Regions from separate parts of the Homo sapiens genome. Here region 1 is linked to region 2. The links are chromatin contacts, found by Hi-C or POLR2A ChIA-PET in ENCODE. All regions are on one chromosome and are shown on one strand. The core of a region is the stretch at or near the end of the contact, and the rest is flanking DNA. Distances in the headings are between cores, read along the strand shown.

The links. A loop is a pair of places that touch in the nucleus more often than their neighbours do. ChIA-PET counts read pairs that join two places held with the same protein, here RNA polymerase II (POLR2A). Pooled maps may share reads with other maps.
Region 1: a map of sigmoid colon shows a loop between it and region 2 (1.8-fold over the local background). The contact joins two enhancer-like sites. A Hi-C loop is called at or near these places in 9 of 168 maps with a recorded cell type or tissue (Caco-2, Calu3, G401 and 6 more), 5 of 37 single-sample maps with no recorded cell type and 11 of 50 pooled maps. POLR2A ChIA-PET finds 5 or more read pairs at or near these places in 8 of 52 experiments (AG04449, BJ, HepG2 and 4 more).

What each region holds. Positions count from the first base shown.
Region 1 is chr3:37,890,955-37,897,120 of GRCh38, forward strand. The region is part of intron 1 of CTDSPL (CTD small phosphatase like); the gene reads left to right. Among named protein-coding and RNA genes, the nearest start is that of CTDSPL, 32 kb to the left of the region's middle. Within about 2 kb of position 2,162, at least 15 of the 41 ENCODE cell types and tissues checked have a DNase peak (open chromatin) inside an H3K27ac peak, as active enhancers do; they include PC-9, where a contact is called at or near this core.
Region 2 is chr3:37,943,783-37,949,620 of GRCh38, forward strand. It overlaps CTDSPL (CTD small phosphatase like), which reads left to right. Exons shown (of 8, transcript NM_001008392.2): 2 at 3,275-3,429. Among named protein-coding and RNA genes, the nearest start is that of MIR26A1, 23 kb to the right of the region's middle. Within about 2 kb of position 2,354, at least 17 of the 41 ENCODE cell types and tissues checked have a DNase peak (open chromatin) inside an H3K27ac peak, as active enhancers do; they include PC-9, where a contact is called at or near this core.

The DNA of each region.
Region 1 (6,166 bases), core at 912-3,411, 53 kb before region 2:
CCAGCGGAATATGGCATCAAATGACAATTCTACTTCACTGTCTGAAGCTTGCCTAGTATGACACAAGAGTATATCTCTAGGCCAGCCCCAGGGGTAGAGTTAACCAGTGGGCACACTAGGCTCTCCCATGCCTACCCTGTTCCATGCTGGGGTTAGGATATGGTTCTAGGCTGACTTGATCCAGTAATCAGTCTAGAGAACAGAGAATGAACCAGATTTCCTTCCATCCCTACCCGTTACCCAGGGAGTGACCTTTCCATACATCACCACCGCTGACCTACAGTACCTTATATATCTGGGATCTACCCCAAACCAGATTAATCCATGTCTGGGCTCACTGTGTGTCTGGTTATAATTGGACCACCCAGACCACAGTGATATTCAAGCAGCCATTCACTTCTCTGTACCCTACTTCTGTTGACCAGCACTGGCTGAAAGCAGTGGTTGTGAAGGAAAGGGCCCTTCTACTCCTACGCACAGGTGTGCAGGGCACCAGGCCAGCTGCAAGCGAGGACACAGCTGTTTGTGGAGACTGTGTGCATTAAAACCCAGACTGTCCTCTTTTACTGCAGGCTTAGAGTGCCGTTTTATAGTGGAAACTGTTGTACTGAATTCCTAGTAGGGAAGGACCCATTTGCACTTAAAATTAGTTTTCATTTAACCTGTTAATGGAAGCATTTTTTAAAAAGAATATCTTTCATTTTTCAGATAGTGAGTCACTTTCTTAAAATGTGTTTGTTTGTTTATTATAGAAGCAGTACATGCTTGTAACAGGTTGAAACAATAAAAAATTTTTAAAAAAGGATTGCCATCCCTCACCCTAATTCTATCCATAGAGAATAAGGATGATGTACTGGTCCATAGAGAATAAGGATGGTGTACGTGTATATCTGTCTGTACAGCTTTGTACAACATATATATGTGTGTGTACATACATGTACATACATGTACACACATATATATGTGCTTATGTACTTTACAACAGCTATAACAATACATATATAATCATTTAATAAAAATGAGATCAATACAACTTTTGTTTCTGTTGACATACATTGTAAACATCTTTTAATATCAGAACCTACAGATCGGCCACATTTTCAGGAATATTCTTTATATGGATGCACCTTAATTCATCTATGCATCTCCCTACTGATGAACACTTAGGTTCCCCAGACTTTTGATAATTAGTATCAGTGCTGCATTAACACCTTTAACTCTGAAGTCAGACAGAGTTAGTTCAGGTTCTAGATACTCAATTACTTACTTTAGCAAGTTATTTAAACTCTCTGTGCCTCAATTTCCTGATTTGTTAAATGGGAATAAAATTGTTCTCACAGTGTTCCTATTAAAAAAGGCTAAATGAAGGAATACATATAAAGGCACCTAACATTATAATAATGATAGCTAACATTTATTGACTACTTACTATCAGCCAGGTACTGTGTGTAAACAAATACCAACTGTTTTATGCTTTAGTCTTATAACATATTTTTTTAATACCTGTAAAGGCATCATCACCATTAAAATGGCATTAGCTATTTCTATGCATTTACTCCTCCAATAAATTTTAAAATCAACTTTCCACCTACCTCTCATCAATATGACAAGTTTTTTTTTTTAATCCAGTTGGAATTCTAAAGGGTATCTCCACTTCTGAAGGTTGCCAGAGTAGAAAGACCCTTAAGCTTGAGTCAGAGAGAACTGAGTGTTCTTATGGTGTCCCTCCAAAGCCACGTGACCATAAGCAGTTCATTTAAACTCTCTGAGCAATTGCACTTTCCCTACCTGTAAATGGGAGGGTCAATCCTTACAGAAGTGGGGGGGATAGTATAAGAAAGCTGGAACGATGTCTGACAATAAATACTTAATAAGTGTGCTTGCTTCTGAGGCAAGTGTTTTTAATTTATCTTCTGGTCCTTTGTCTTCAGCACCATTTTCAGTGGCAGCTCTAAGGTGATCTTTAGGGAAAAGAGTTTGAGAGTGAGAGCAGCGGTGAACATGCAGGATGAAGTTTAAGGCCCCCACTTCCTCTGCAAGGCAAGCTGAACATTTACAACCAGTGAAGATTAGCCAAGAGGGAGGAAAGGGAATTGGGACAAACATAGACTGTTCCATTGTGCAGGCATGTGCCACCAACCGTGGAGTGGACTTCCTGCTGCAGGACACAGCTGACCTTTGGAGAGTCACTGTCTGAGTGAGGCTGCCCTTTAGCAGGACAGAACACAGCTGTTGTTTGGATGTCAGAGGCTAGTTAATAACTGTGTTTGGCAATCAGCTTGGGATGTTAACAGCTTCTAGGTTTAAGGAAGGCCAGAAGAATAGTATGAAGGAAATCTTTGTGTTACCAACAGGTTCTTTGGTAATCTTTCTTTGAACAAAAATTAACACTTCACAGCAGCTTTAAAAAGTATTAAGAGAACTCATAAAAGTCAGAGCAGATGTGCTGGAGATCACACTTCCAGAGCTCTCTGGGGAACTATTTCTGGACTAACAAGTCCAACAAATGTGTTAATTCAGGTTGAGATTTCTAATGCAAATATTGACTCAATCTCAACCTTTGCAGTTAATTCTCCAACTCGAATGTGTCCTTTCAGGATACCTTGCCTGTTTTCTTTCTTTATGCCTAATCATTTGCCTACCCTTCATTTTGAAGGTGGTTAGCAGGTGGTTGTTTAGTGGTCAGTTCTACATTCTTTCTCTAGGTCTCGATAATGTTTAGAGGAATAAGTATAAATATTCCTTGATTTTCTTAGTGGTATAATTGCGGAAAAGGAGGAAGAAGAGATAGCCAGGGCGGTATAGACCAGTATAAATGATTCTCAGTCTTAGAGCAGATTACAGAAAAGTAACTTCTTGCACACTATTCAGTATTAAAGAAAAAATGGGTGACAGATTGTTTTGTTGATTTTTCCCCCCAGCCCACATGATATTTTTAATTACTCTTAATTTTTAAATGTGTTTTGAAGTTTGTATGAATTGGTATGCAAACTGCTACGTGGCTAACCATTAGTATAAAATAAAAAGTTTTGACTAAAAGATAATGTAAAGGTAATGTAAACTTAATGTAAAGTTCACCTTCATACTTGAAGGATATTTTCACTGGATATAGAATTCTGGGATGAAGTTCTGTTTTGTTTTAAGAGAAAAGATCTCACGGTGTCACCCAGGCTGGAGTATATAGTAGCACAATCGTAGCTCACTGCAGCCTTGAACTCCTGGGCTCAAGTGATTCACCTGCCTCAGCCTCTCGAGTAGCTCGGACTACAGGCACACACCACCTTATCCAGCTAACTTTAAAAAAAGTTATTTTTTTTTTTTGTAGAGACGAGAGTCTCGCTAGAGTCTCGCTATATTGCCCAGGCCGATCTCAAACTCTTAGCCTCAAGCAATTCTCCCACCTCCGCCTCCCAAAGCACTGGGATTACAGGCGTGAACCACCAGGCCCAGCCAAGTTTTTTTTTCCAAATGCTGTTATAACGATCTCCTGGCATCCTTGGTTTCTGATTCAAAGTGAGTGGTCACTGGAATTATTGTTACTTTTATGTAATGTATAATTTTCCTTTGGCTACTTTCAAGATTTTCTACTCTTTATCTTTGGCTTTCTTTATGTTTATCTTGCTTAGACTTTATTGAACTTCTTAAATCTGTAAATTTAAAGACTTTGCAGCCATTAAAAAAATATGTTTTTTCTGTCCCATTCTCTCTCTCTTTGCCTTCTGGGACTATGGTTAAACCTATGGTAGACCTTTCAATGTTGTCCTACAGGTCTGAGGCTCTGTTCATTTATTTTCAATCTTTTTTCCTTTCTGTTCTTCAGATTGGATAATTTCTATGAATCTATCTTCAAGTTCACTGACCTTTTCTGTTATCACTATTCTGTTAAGCTCATCCAGTGATTTTTAAAATTTTTCACATATTATATTTTAAATTCTAGAACTTTCAGTTGGTTCTCTCTTATACTTTCTCTGCCAAGGTTTCCTATATATTTCATATATTGCTTTATGCCATTGAGCACAATTATAATAGCTATTTTAAAAAATCTTATCTGCTAATTGCACCGTCTAGGTTATCTTGGATTCTCTATTGACTGTCTTTTTTCTTGAGGATGGGTTGCATTTTCCTATTTATTTGTATGTTAAATAATTTTGGATTGTATTTTGGACATTGTGCATATTACATTGTGGAGACTCTGGATTCTATTATATTCCTCTGTACAGGTTTTCCGGGAAGTGAGGGGTCGTTGTTTATTATTGTTTCTTTTGTTTTTTGCCATTGCCAACATTCAGCTTGGTTGAGCTAAAACCACAAACTCTGTCTCTGAATCGAGGCACTACCTCAATTCTCGGCTTAGTTATTTTATCCTTAGCTAGGTTGCTTAGCGTCTGCCCCATGCATGCATAGTTCAGTGGTCAGCCAAAGATTTGGGCAGTTTTTACATAGAATTTGGGGCTCTCCCTTTCTGGCTCTGTACTTTCTGGATTCTCCCCTTTCACTTTGTAGTGGCTGTGATTGTCCCAAAGTCTGTCACCCAAGCACTACATGCTGTCTATTGGAGTTTTAGCCATGCAGCATGGCACTGGTGGCAGCCTGACACCAGGCTGAAAGCCATAAAACTGAAAAACATATCTAGATCTTTTTCCATTTTCCAAGTGTCATTCTCCCCGCTCTGAAATCTGCTTACTGTCTATCTTTTTACAGTGCTTCCAGGTAGTTATTTTTTATATTTTGTTAATAGTTTATAGTTTTCTCCAGGAGAATCAGTCTAGGATGGAAAACCTAGTCTATGGTAGAGGAAAAATAATCAAAACAGTAGTTTCCTATAGAGAAGTAAGAGTTTTTACCCAGGTATATATATTTGTCAAGACTCAGTGAATGTACACTTAAGATTTGGGCACTTCACTGAATGTAAATTTCACCTCAAAAAAAACTAATAGTGAACTGTAGTTAATGACAGGCGTATGTTTGAACATTTACAAAATAAAATATTGAGAAGAAAAAGTGAAGTAAAATTGTACTTTTTGATTCCATGTACACAGAATTCCTGAAATGCAGTTGGTTGAGGCTTCATTGGGATCTGCTTTTATAAACAGACAAGAAAAATGTGTTATGAACACATTTGTTCTCAGTTTCTTGAGCGCTCCTATAAACAAAGGGCTGTGGAATAATCAATCAGTAAGAATCAGATGTTTTCCCTGCCTTCTGGAAACTTGCAGCCTAACGAAGGATATGATACAAACATACAAATGATTGAATGCAGAATTTGATACATCCTCTAAGAGAGGTACAGACGTGCTGGGGTGTTGTTCAGTAGAATAAGCGCATATTAGGTTTGAGGAGCCACGGAGGCTGCATGAAAGAGGGGTATCTTAAAACAGCAGGACAGAGGGCATCACCAAGGGGGCGGAAGGATATCCAAGGTGCAGGAGTCTGTGTAGATGTTTAGAGTGATGTGAAAAAGAGCTAGAAAGGTAGGACCAGGGCCTTGAAAACCAATTTTGGGTTTTATTCAATAGATAGGTAGGAGACATCATGTCTTTCAGTGAGGTGGGAAGTGAATGCTTTAACATTGTGTTATTTTGTTATTTTTAATTGTTTTTGAGACAGAGTCTTGCTTTGTTGCCCAGGCTGGAGTGCAGTGGTGTGATCACAGCTTACTGTAACTTTGACCTCCCGGGCTCAAGGGTTCTTCCCACCTCAGCACCCCCTGAGTAGCTGGAACTACAGTCACATACCACCACACCTAGCTAATTTTAAAATTTCCTGTAGAGGCAGAGCCTCACTTTGTTTCCCAGGCTGGTCTTGAACTCCTGGGCTCAAGCAATCCTCCCACCTCGACCTCCCCAAGTGTTGGGATTACAGGCGTGAGTCACCATGCCTGGCCAACATTCAGTTATTCGTGTGATACTTAGAAATGCAGGACTTTCAGGTGGGACCCTGCCCCCTCAGCCTCCTCTCCCCTTCACTGTGAGGCTTTATTTCAGACACATCCTCTTGGTAGAGGGCCCAGGCTGGCACTTTAATTTGAAGGAGTTAGACTAGAGGCTCTCCACAGTTCTTTCAGCTCAGCATTCTATGATCTGATGGCTGCTTGAAAGAGTTGTTTCTTGCACAGATTAAATATTTCCTCTTGCAGTATTATTTTGCTCTGTTAGCCAACTCTTCT
Region 2 (5,838 bases), core at 1,104-3,603:
AGACCCCTTTTGTGTGTACAAGGAGGATGAGCGGTGGAGCTGGATGCCAGATGAGAAAGCCAGCAGGAGCGTTCTACTGGGAAAAGGACACTTCTTTGGTACCTTCTTTTCACATGGGCCTCCTCCGGTTTTGAGTTTGGTGGGTATGTTCATTCTTGTTGATATCATAGACCAGGAGTGGCTGTGGGCCGTGACAGTAGCCACATTGCTTCTGCAAGGCTGAGAACACTGCTGTTGCCTGGTTTGTGTCATAGGCTTGGAGTGTAGAAGCGTACGAATTAGGCTGAAGGTTGAGAATTAGAAGGAGGATATGGTTTAGAAATAGCACAAAGTTGCCAAAAGACAGTTTAACAAGACTGTTTACTCCCCCCCCATTATTAGAGCAATACATAATTACCAGAAAACATTTGGAAAATGTGGAAGAAATGTAAACACTTATGGTCTGACAATTAATTACTGTTAACCTTTTGACATATTTCTTGCAAATCTTTTCTCAATTATAATCTTTTTTAGTTTGCTTTGCTTAGTTATGATCAAGTCAGATATACAATAATATATATTAACTTTTTCACCTAATGTTATGACGTCAACATTTGTCCATTAAACTGAATTTTTATTTCATGTGTCAACCAAAACTCTCTTACCAGTTTATGAGCAAATCAAGGACCTTCTGGATGATAGCTGGGGGAGAGAAGTAGCAGCTGGGGCTGGAAGGCAGTAGGGTCATTAGTCCAGAGCACCCACGTCTGGAGCCCTATTCAGGAACAAGTGAATGCTGAGGGTGGGTGAGGCCAGTGCTGATACTGAGGAAATCCTTCCATTTACCCTTCCCACTTCTCCTATTCTGAGAGTTCTAGACCAATCCAAGAGTGATTAGAAAATTAGCCACTGAGCCTCCAAGAGGTTCCTGCAGGCCCTAGAACTAACCTTATTTGAAAGGAAGAATCCTGGAACCTCCCACAGCTGTGAAAATGAAACCACTTTGGCTGCTTCACTCTTTATACAGAGAAGGAAAGACCTGGGTAAGCTCCCTTTCCCTGTCTGGAGGCACGATGGCCTCCCAGGTGTTCAGATAACTAATTTACTGACTCCGTTAGCAGTGTGTAGCTTCTGTACAGTAAGTAATCATGTGGTAGAAATTATGAATAGTGTACTGGTTCCAAGTTTATGAATTTTTTAGTATGTAAGTTCATTTGTTAATTAGTTAGTTAGTTAGTTATGGGGAAAGTTCGTGTGATCCAAGGATGAAAATAGGACCTGGGAAGGTGCTTTCTGCAGACTGCTCAGTGTCTCTGAGACATGAACAAATAGCTTGTTTACTTGCAGAGGAATGTGCTATCAGCCAGGGAAAAGATTTTTTTTTCCCCCTGACTAAATTATCTGGGTGTGGCATAAAAATTAAAACACCCAGAGTAACAATGAAATGGTTTAACGAATCATTTATATTAAATACAAGTTTATTGCAATGCTTTTCTCTCCCTATTTGGCATGTTCCACCTTCTTAATCTAACCTAAGTTGTTTCAAGATTGTATTCAGCATGGCACATGGGGAAATCACACACTTTGGAAACAGGCCCACTTGGGTTTGAATCTGGCAAAGGAACCGACACAATCCTGCTGTATTTTCTCAATAGTTGTATTTTCTCAGCAGTAAGGTGGAAGCAGTAAACCTATCTCCTTAGGAGTATGTGAGATGAGGTTTGTGAACTATCGGGACCTACAGGGTTGGCCCTTGGTAAACAGTGATTATTATCTCTTCCCACACTGCCACTTAGGTGGCCCGCATGCCTGGCGGTCCCAATGGCCTGGTCTGGCCTGACCTGCCTTTGAAATGAGACGCCTGAAATGAGATGGCTGGTACTCTATGACAGGCACCCAAGGATCCTTGAGGAAGATAAAAACAGCCAGCTTTCTCAGAGATTTATGGTTCTGAAGCTCATCTTTAGTAAGTGTGGATCTTAAATTCATACTTACTGGGCCATTTGCCCAAACCTAGGGTAGAAACCATTCATATCTGTGGAGTTGCTGGAATAACAGCTTTTCAGTCCCTTTTCAGAATTTCCATCTGAATGCACTTAGTTTTGCTGCTGGCAGAAGAGCACCCCCAAAACATTCAGCAAAGGTTTTGTGATCTCTTGGGAGGAACTAGGTGTTACACAAATCACTCGTAAGTGCACAAAAAGAGGAATTGTGCCAGAATTGCTTTTTGGGAGAAGAGATAAGCTCCAACAGTTATCATGTGGACTTAAATCATTTCCTGCTCTGGCAATTTTCCCATTAATCCTAAGCATGGTCCCTTGCCTGCGGCCTCTTCTCAGTGCACCACTGATCCGCCCAGGCATGGCATGTGGTGGGACAGTCCCGGCTGCATTCCCAGGCAAATACTCCTGCCCCTCAAAGTTGTCAGTCCTCCCCTGAGGGGTGTTTTTCATCTATACTAATTTTCACCTTTTATTCCTGACTTGTGGCAGCTTGTCGTGAGCCTTGGATAAACAGAAAGGATGTGTCACTCCCTCCAGTGCCTTAGTTCAGAGCAGGCCAGGGCACAGTATTGCCCTGGATCTCGTGAAGATGGGCTTTGCCCTGGCTGGCCCTACTTGGGCAGGAACATGTGTTCTCCATCCAACATCTCCTGCTGTTTATGTTTTTTAAGTGTAAAGGAAGCCTTCAGCCCTAAGCTCTGTGGATCCAGGCCCCCACCAACTTCTTGACAAACTCTTGGCGAGTTTAAGCAGGCGGTTCTTTTGTGCCTTTACATATCTCATTTCTTAACCCACGAAGTTAGTCATTTCCATAGTGAGCAGGGGATGTCCAAGAACCTAGATTCAAAGTGATTATTTGTTGGTATCCATAATGGAGAGATGCTTCCCAGGGAGTGTCAAGTCGATTTGTGCCTGAGAAGATGTTTGTTTTGAAGTAGTGCTTGGTGCAGGGTGGGAATACTTCATCTGCTAGGTTCAGGAATGCAGATGGGGACTGACCCTGTGGGTGGGTCAGTTAATAAGCAGGCAGCCCCTGCTGGGCTGAGGTCAAAGGGATCCTGTCCAGCCAGAGGGATTGGACTCCATCAACTAGCTGGCTCCTGGGATTCTCACATTTGATTCACAGTTCTTTAGAGTAACTTCCAGGAGCCCCTCATCTTCTCCTGCTGAGCAGGCCCTCAGGGCTGGAATCTGGGGTCTGGGGGGCAACTGCACACTCAGATTTTTGCATTATATTACAACTATCAGTACATGCTGCAGTTGGCCATAGTGTGCTCTGTTTCTGTTTCCAGCCTCCCAGTGCAACGTCAGCTTAAAGAAGCAGAGGAGCCGCAGCATCCTTAGCTCCTTCTTCTGCTGCTTCCGTGATTACAATGTGGAGGCCCCTCCACCCAGCAGCCCCAGTGTGCTTCCGCCACTGGTGGAGGAGAATGGTGGGCTTCAGAAGGTCAGTACTGGTGAGGAACTGTGCCCTCCATAAAACTGCAGCAGTGGCATCTCTGTCCCATCCTTGATGAATATCCTTAAGAAGAATATGCAGAGCCAGGCGTGGTGGCTCACGTCTGTAATATCAGCACTGAGGTCAGGAGTTTGAGACCAGCCTGGCCAATATAGTGAAACCCCATCTCTACTAAAAATACAAAAAATTAGCTGGGCGTGGTGGCAGGCGCCTGTAATCCCAGCTACTAGGGAGGCTGAGGCAGGAGAATCGCTTGAACCTGGGAGGCGGAGGTTGCAGTGAGCCAAGATCCCGCCATTGCACTCTAGCCTGGGCAATAAGAGCGAAACTATGTCTCAAAAACAAAAAACAAAAAGAAAAGAATATGTGATAGTATGTGTACAGCCATTTACTTAAAGATTTGAAATTACCAAGAAAAGTAACCTTTTTTGATAAAGGATATCTCATTTAGCAACTAAGGATTATATTTGATGGGAGTTACATTAGTCACTTCACATTTTTATAACATTCTCTCTTGGGAAGTTGAATGCATGAAACAGTTAAACAACCAGTAGCAGACTCACAAATAGATAAAAAGAGAAACAGACATAGAGAAGAGCTAGCAATAAAATAATTGAGTGTAACTACCTTGTTTAATAACAAACATGTTATATATTCTTTTGTATGTATCAAATAAAATATGTCAGATTGTCACAATAGGTCAAAAACCAAAATCTACCCACATGCTAACACAGATCTGAAACAAAGTTACTCAGAACAGTTAGAAGTATAAGGATGAGGCCAGGCATGGTGGCTCACGCCTGTAATCCCAGCACTTTGGGAGGCCAAGGCGGGCAGATCACCTGAGGTCAGGAGTTAGAGACCAGCCTGGCCAACATGGCGAAACCCCTTCTGTAGCAAAAATACAAAAATTAGCCAGGCATGGTGGTGGGCACCTGTAATCCCAGCTACTCGGGAGGCTGAGGCTGGAGAATCGCTTGAACCTGGGAGACGGAGGTTGCAGTGAGCCAAGATCACGCCACTGCACTCCAGCCTGAGTGACAAGACTGAAACTCCATCTCAAAAAAAAAAATATATGTATATATGTATAAGGAATAAGGATGAGCGAAGAGACCTCATACAAATATAAATTAAAAGAAAACAAGGGTTACAATATTAATCTCAGTCAAAATGGAATTTCAGGAAAAATCACTGAAAGAAGATTATTCATTATGAAGATAGTTGACATTTGAGGACACAAAAGTCATAAAACTTTATGTTCCAAATAACATGAGCAAAGGACACAAACAGGTAATTCACAAAATAAGAAATATGGTTCAGTCTTGTTGATATCATAGACCAGGAGTGGCTGTGGGCGGTGGCAGTAGCCACATTGCTTCTGCAAGGCTGAGAACACTACTGTTGCCTGGTTTGTCTCACAGGCTTGGAGTGTAGAAGCATAGGAATTAGGCTGAAGGTTTTCATATGGTCAAACATACGAAAAAATAAGAAAAATGTTGCACATATAAATACATGAAAAATATTTAACATGTTTAATAATGGAAGAAATGCAAACTAAATAATGAGAGACCATTTTCCAGCTTTCTTTTTTTTTTTTTTTTTTTTTTTGAGACGGAGTCTCGCTCTGTCGCCCAGGCCGGACTGCGGACTGCAGTGGCGCAATCTCGGCTCACTGCAAGCTCCGCTTCCCGGGTTCACGCCATTCTCCTGCCTCAGCCTCCCGAGTAGCTGGGACTACAGGCGCCCGCCACCGCGCCCGGCTAATTTTTTGTATTTTTAGTAGAGACGGGGTTTCACCTTGTTAGCCAGGATGGTCTCGATCTCCTGACCTCATGATCCACCCGCCTCAGCCTCCCAAAGTGCTGGGATTACAGGCGTGAGCCACCGCGCCCGGCCATTTTCCAGCTTTCTACTTATCAAAGATATTTTTAAACACAATATTTGGTTTTAGCATGGAGTGGTAGGAGGGAGGATAGAGAATGTAAATAAGTTGCTGGTAACAATGTTAATTGATGACACCTTTCTGGAGGAAAATTTGGCAATATCATCTTAAAGCCTTAAAAATATCCCTATTTGTTGATGCAGGCAGTTCCCCTTTATGGACATAATTATGAATGTGCAAAGATTTAACCATGAGGTACCATCCAGCATAGATTATAATACCGAAAAATTATAAGCAACCCGATGTTCAACAACAGGCAGTTGGTTAAAAAAACTATAGAATAAATATGCAATCAAATAGCATACAGCCCTTCAAAATGATATGTCGTAAATATTGCTGATATAAAGAAATGGATAGAGTGTCTCTCTTGTTCTCTCACACACATACACATACAAGCATTTATAAGACTAGAAGGATGGATGCCGAAATATGAAGAGGTTATCTCCTATTGCTCA